Linked DNA regions of Mus musculus: region 2 is linked to region 1. The links are chromatin loops, found by intact Hi-C in ENCODE. Cell type or tissue: heart. All regions are shown on one strand. Region 1 overlaps Zfp618 (zinc finger protein 618). Region 2 overlaps Zfp618 (zinc finger protein 618).

Region 1 (2,500 bases):
AATCGATGTGTTAACCGATGCCTGGCCCATCTGACATGCTGTAGGTACAGCTTTGCCCTAAAGCCTGGGGAGGGGCTGGAACACGTAAGGTTTTAGCTCCTTTATGCAGAATGACACATGCAGGCACCCCTGTTGCCACTCCCAATTCCAGGTTTGTGTTAGCATCATTAACTGACCCCTGTACACTGTTCTGCAAAATCCTCAATATAGTGAAGTGCACTGCCAATCAGCTGGAATCAGGAAATTGGAAATGGGACCTGTTTGCTGTCATCATGCTAGATGGAGAGTAGGATGGCCACTTGTGTTTACCTCATCTAGGACATCATGGTAGACCATTGCCTGGTCCCAAGAGATAAGGGTGGCAGGCACTCATTCTGGTTTTCAAAAGTTACCATCATGGAGTGAGTGTGCTGTGGAACCAACCAGAGCCTGGGTATCCCATGTTCATGGAGACAGACTCTGCTTCTTGTGACTACTGAGCCAACCAGGTCATTCCCAGGTGTTAATGCATTATAGAGAGGGGCACGTGGGCAAGCAAGAATTGTTTCCTGGAGAAGCAAAGGGGCCTATAGGGGACAGGGAGCAGGGTGATGGAGGCTAGATACTCACAACATACAGTATTTGGGGACACTAAACAGACATATTCCAGGAGGTCCAACCAGTATGGAGTGGCCAGGAAGTCATTCGTGACAGAAATGATTTGATAACCAAATAAAACCTGTGAGAGAATGAGTTTCTGGTCCCGGAGGTGGACAAGGATGGTGGCTGGTCCCACTACAAGAATCAAGGGTCATGTGGAAACTAGATAGTGCAGGGAGGTGTCCTAGGCACACTGCATGCACAAAGCCATCCTGGGATGGGGAGTGGAGGAAGAAGAGGGAACCCCAGTCATGTGGAAGCCACGGGGCTGTAGCTCTGGATGGAGTGATGAGTTCCATGGAAGCTCAGACACAGCCACGTGGGCTTCAGTCCTTGACAAATCCAGGAGGAGAGGTGCCAGGTCTTACTGGGTAATGCCAGCTGATAGTGAGTTTCCTATTTCAGTAGGCTATTGGCAGATCTAGGTGCCTGAGCGTGCCAGAACCAACACTTAGGTTTTGCTGTAACCACAAGGGAAGGCGCAGGGCTGGCTGCCCTCCAGACCCAGTTTTCTCCACTGTTGGCTCTCCATCTGGGGTAAACCGGGAAGGGGTACGGGTGGAGAATCCCTGTTGAAAAGGGATCCCGGCTGTATGTTAGAAGAGCTCGAGTCTGCCCCACTGTGTCTGGAATGCTCGGTGGAATATATATGCTGGGTCATTGGGACAAGAAGGAAGCAGTGTTGTGAGAATAGCTTTAAAGGTGGACTAAAAGACAAGCTAGGCTCTGGCACAAGGCATCAACACCTCCAGGATGACTGTGGTGATGAGACAAATCTCGCAGGTCAGGATATCAAACACCCTCAGTTTAGGCCTCCAAAAAGAACATCTTTTCATTTTTTTTTTTTACCAATTGCAATGTTATAATTCCTAGGATATTGTATTGCTTTTTTAAAGTGGCATTTTGCAAATAATCACAATGCCACTGCTTTTTAGGGCCTGCCATTGTCACTTTAAAGAAACATCTGAACAAGCTCATCTTTAGCAGACAGAGATTTTATATCTTCCTTTTTTTTCTCTCCTTGAACGGCCATTTCTAGCCCACCCACCCCCACAGGGTTTTTTCCTAATGTAATATATTTTTATGCTTGAAAGTCTTTTATTGATCACCGTTTCACACTCATCTGCCACAACAAGAGGTACATAAATTGAAATAGAAATTTCTGGGGGAAAATTTTTTCCCTGGGATCATAAAGCTCTGCATTTAAAAACCTCTTAATTTTTCCCCCAGATTGAGTTGTGATTAGGCTGCAATTTGTCAAGAACAAATTTAGATAAATAGTAAGTGTAAAAATAAAAAATTATCCAAGACACCCTTCTCGGTGAAACAGTTAACGGCTGCCCGTCTTTCTCGATCGGCTCGTGTATCTGTGAATGAGGATTTCTTACGTGTAGAATGAGACCGGGCTTGGCCTTCATTTCATGATGATTTCTATTGTTTGCAGGGAAAGGGCTTGGAGAGCTGGGGTGTGTGAACAGGGAGCCGAAGACCATGGGGTTTGCTTCATGGTGTCACTTGATTCTTTGACTCCTTCCAAGATGTATGCCAAAAAAAAAAAAAAAAAAACCAGGCGAGGTTCTATGTTCTTAATGGCTTCTTCATTTACAGCTCTGTTAGATGTGCGTGTGCGTGTGCGTGTGCGTGTGTGTGTGTGTGTGTGTGTGTGTGTGTGTAGAGGCCATAACACAACCTCAGGTATTCAGGTATCATTCCTCAGGTACCAGCACCCCTCCTCTTTTGGATCCAGGCAGGGTCTCTTGTTGGCCCAGAACTTACCAAGTATAATAACCTGGCTGACCAGCCAGCACCGGGGATCTATCTACTCTGACCTCTGGAGTGCTAGGATTATAAATATACCTCA
Region 2 (2,500 bases), 74 kb before region 1:
TTGTAGACCAGGCTGGCCTCGAACTCAGAAATCCGCCTGCCTCTGCCTCCCAAGTGCTGGGATTGGCTTACGTTGTTGCACATTTGGCTAGTAGCAGCTCCATCACAAAGTCCATCTGTCTTTTAGACAAATCGCCATCTATATAGAACCCTTATAGGCAATCTAGGTCTTGAGAGGGTGCTCCTAGCTCTCCTTGTACCTCAGCCAGGAAGCAAGGGGAGAGTTCTGCCTATATTGTTCATGAGTGTATTCCTGCTGTATATAGTGTCAAGGTACACAGTAGGCTCACGAGGCATCATTGCTGGGTGAACAGTTATGAGGAGGAATCTGGAAAGGAAGATGTGGCAGCCAGCTTCCATAGGCTGGCTTCCATCCCCTGGCTTGCTTCCCCTCCAAGGTCTGAAAAAGCCATTGCCAGTGGAAGGGGAATCTATGTTCTCTCATTTGCTGTTAGTCTTATTATCCATGTTAATGGTTTGACAGGAGCCCAGGGCTTCCCAATCATGTAGAGCTATAGCCAAGCACACAGTGCACTGGGGAACAAGCTGGCAGCTGAGAACCTGAGACAGCCCAGTCCCTGCCAAAGGCTCTGTTGAACCCCAGCCATGGTGGGCATGCTGCTCTGTGGCAAACGGCAGAGCTCCTGGGGTCCCATGGAGTGTGTGGTTTAGGTTGCCTGAAGCCACTTGTAGTCTCCAGTGTCAGGCAGGACTCACTTGAATATTTTATGAGTATTTCTTTATGAAAGATTTAAAACTCAGTCACATTGGCTAAGAAAAAGCCAGTGATAATCAGATTTCTATTTATGAGGTGTGTGTGTGTGTGTGTGTGTGTGTGTGTGTGTGTATGTGTGTGGTATGTACACGAGTGTTAAAGTATGCATGTCCCTGAAGAGGAAACTGGCTGGTAGGCCTTCTAGTCATCCCTCCTGGCAAACTCTGGTGCCAGTAGAGAACTTGGCAAGTTGTTGCCACTTCACAGTCAAGAGAGGCCTGGCTGGCTCCTGGTCTCCTGTTGCCAGGTCTTCCTCAAGCAACATGAAGCCTTTGCGAAGCGGAACCTTCCCCTTGGGCCACAGCCACACCAGCACTGCCTTCATCCAGCTACTCGGTTTGCCTGGTGGAGGGCTGAGGTCTCCCTTATTCTGCTGCACATGGGTCTTGGGAAGTGGGGGAGGTGGGGATATATGGCCTAACTCTGTAAAAGGAGAAACTGAGGTCCAGAGAAAGGGAAGTGATCCACTCTTCATAGGGCACAGAGGAGAAGTTTAATGATCATAAAAATATTATTCAGTCCACAGTAGAGCTGGCCCAAAAGAATCACATCACCTCTAGGATGATGACACCTGTAAGTGCTGCAACTTCACCTGGGCTGTGCTGGGCTGAACCATGTTGAGCAGGGGACTGAACACCTGGTTAGAATTAGGCAGTGAGAAGTTTTGGTCTGGATGTGAACACTGTAGCTCCTGGGATCTAGTTTGGGAGGAGGTCCCAGTCTCTAATGAGGTCACCCTCCCTACATTTATTGCCCCCATGTTTCCAACCTGCTTCCCTCAGCCAGTTGTCTTGGCAATAGGAACCACCTCTGTGATGTCTTGTTTTCACTCCGCAAGAAGCTGTTAATACATAGCTAAGTGGCTCTGGTCCTGTGCTTCTGGCTGAAGGTAGAGACAGAAGGTAGAGAACCATAAGGTACACCCCACAGGGGGCTGTCACAGCAGTGTTGGGGCCAAGGTATAAGAATGTCCTCAGTTTGCATGCCTGTGAGGTGGGCATGAACCAGCAGCCTCTTCGTAGATGACCAGAGGAGACAGTGAGTTAGTTTGAAGTGCCAGGCACAATGTCTGGCCCATGAGAAGGGCTGTGCCATTGAGAGTTGGTGACAGTCATCATAGGATTTAGTCTTAGAGGTACCTATCATAGGTCTGCTAGCTTGCTGTAGCCTTCTCAGCTGTTCCTTTTATACTATCTGAGGATGGTACCTAGCAGTTCCTCTCAAGTGGACATCTGTTGGGTAGTTACAGTGGGACCTCTGCTGGTCTCACTCCAAGCTGTGCACACGGACAGCAGCTTTCTTTGCGATTCAGACCTGGCATTGTTTAGAACTTGCCTCAGATCACATTCAACTGTTTTGCCGTTGTTTGGTACTTGAACGTATATACTGATTTATTATAGTGCTTTGGAGTCCATCAGGCCAAGGTTGGAACTTTGTGACCTGTTGTGTGCACCCCATGTCTTGTTTCTACTTGGTGACTATAGGTACTTCTCTCCAGTTCTCTGCTCTGTTTCCTCATTGGGTCAGTATTACACACATAGATACTGCTCTGGGCTTCAGAGTGAAGGCTTACAGAGCATACAGGAAAGCTGGCCTTGAAACAGGTTGTTGTTAGTGATGTGAGAGGTCCTGTTCGGGTATCTTAGGATTCCTAGGGTGGAAGGATTTTCCCAAGGTCAGAGATCTGAAGATGTTCTAGCCTCTTGTCTGTTGAAGGGATATGTTC

What was found. Hi-C counts contacts between places; a loop is a spot of excess contacts. Peaks named below come from ENCODE experiments on the same cell type or tissue, not always from the same donor. Only the 100,000 strongest peaks of a DNase experiment are listed, where the experiment ranks them.
Region 2: it touches region 1 in a loop (2.7-fold over the local background); 3 of 42 quality-filtered maps call a loop at or near these places.

Annotation. Positions count from the first base shown.
Region 1 is chr4:63,083,615-63,086,114 of GRCm38, forward strand. The region is part of intron 3 of Zfp618 (zinc finger protein 618); the gene reads left to right. Among named protein-coding and RNA genes, the nearest start is that of Ambp, 69 kb to the right of the region's middle. In heart, a CTCF peak has its summit at 1,271; a DNase peak (open chromatin) is centred at 1,057.
Region 2 is chr4:63,009,472-63,011,971 of GRCm38, forward strand. The region is part of intron 1 of Zfp618 (zinc finger protein 618); the gene reads left to right. Among named protein-coding and RNA genes, the nearest start is that of Gm30764, 31 kb to the left of the region's middle. In heart, no CTCF peak of the experiment used is centred here; a DNase peak (open chromatin) is centred at 990.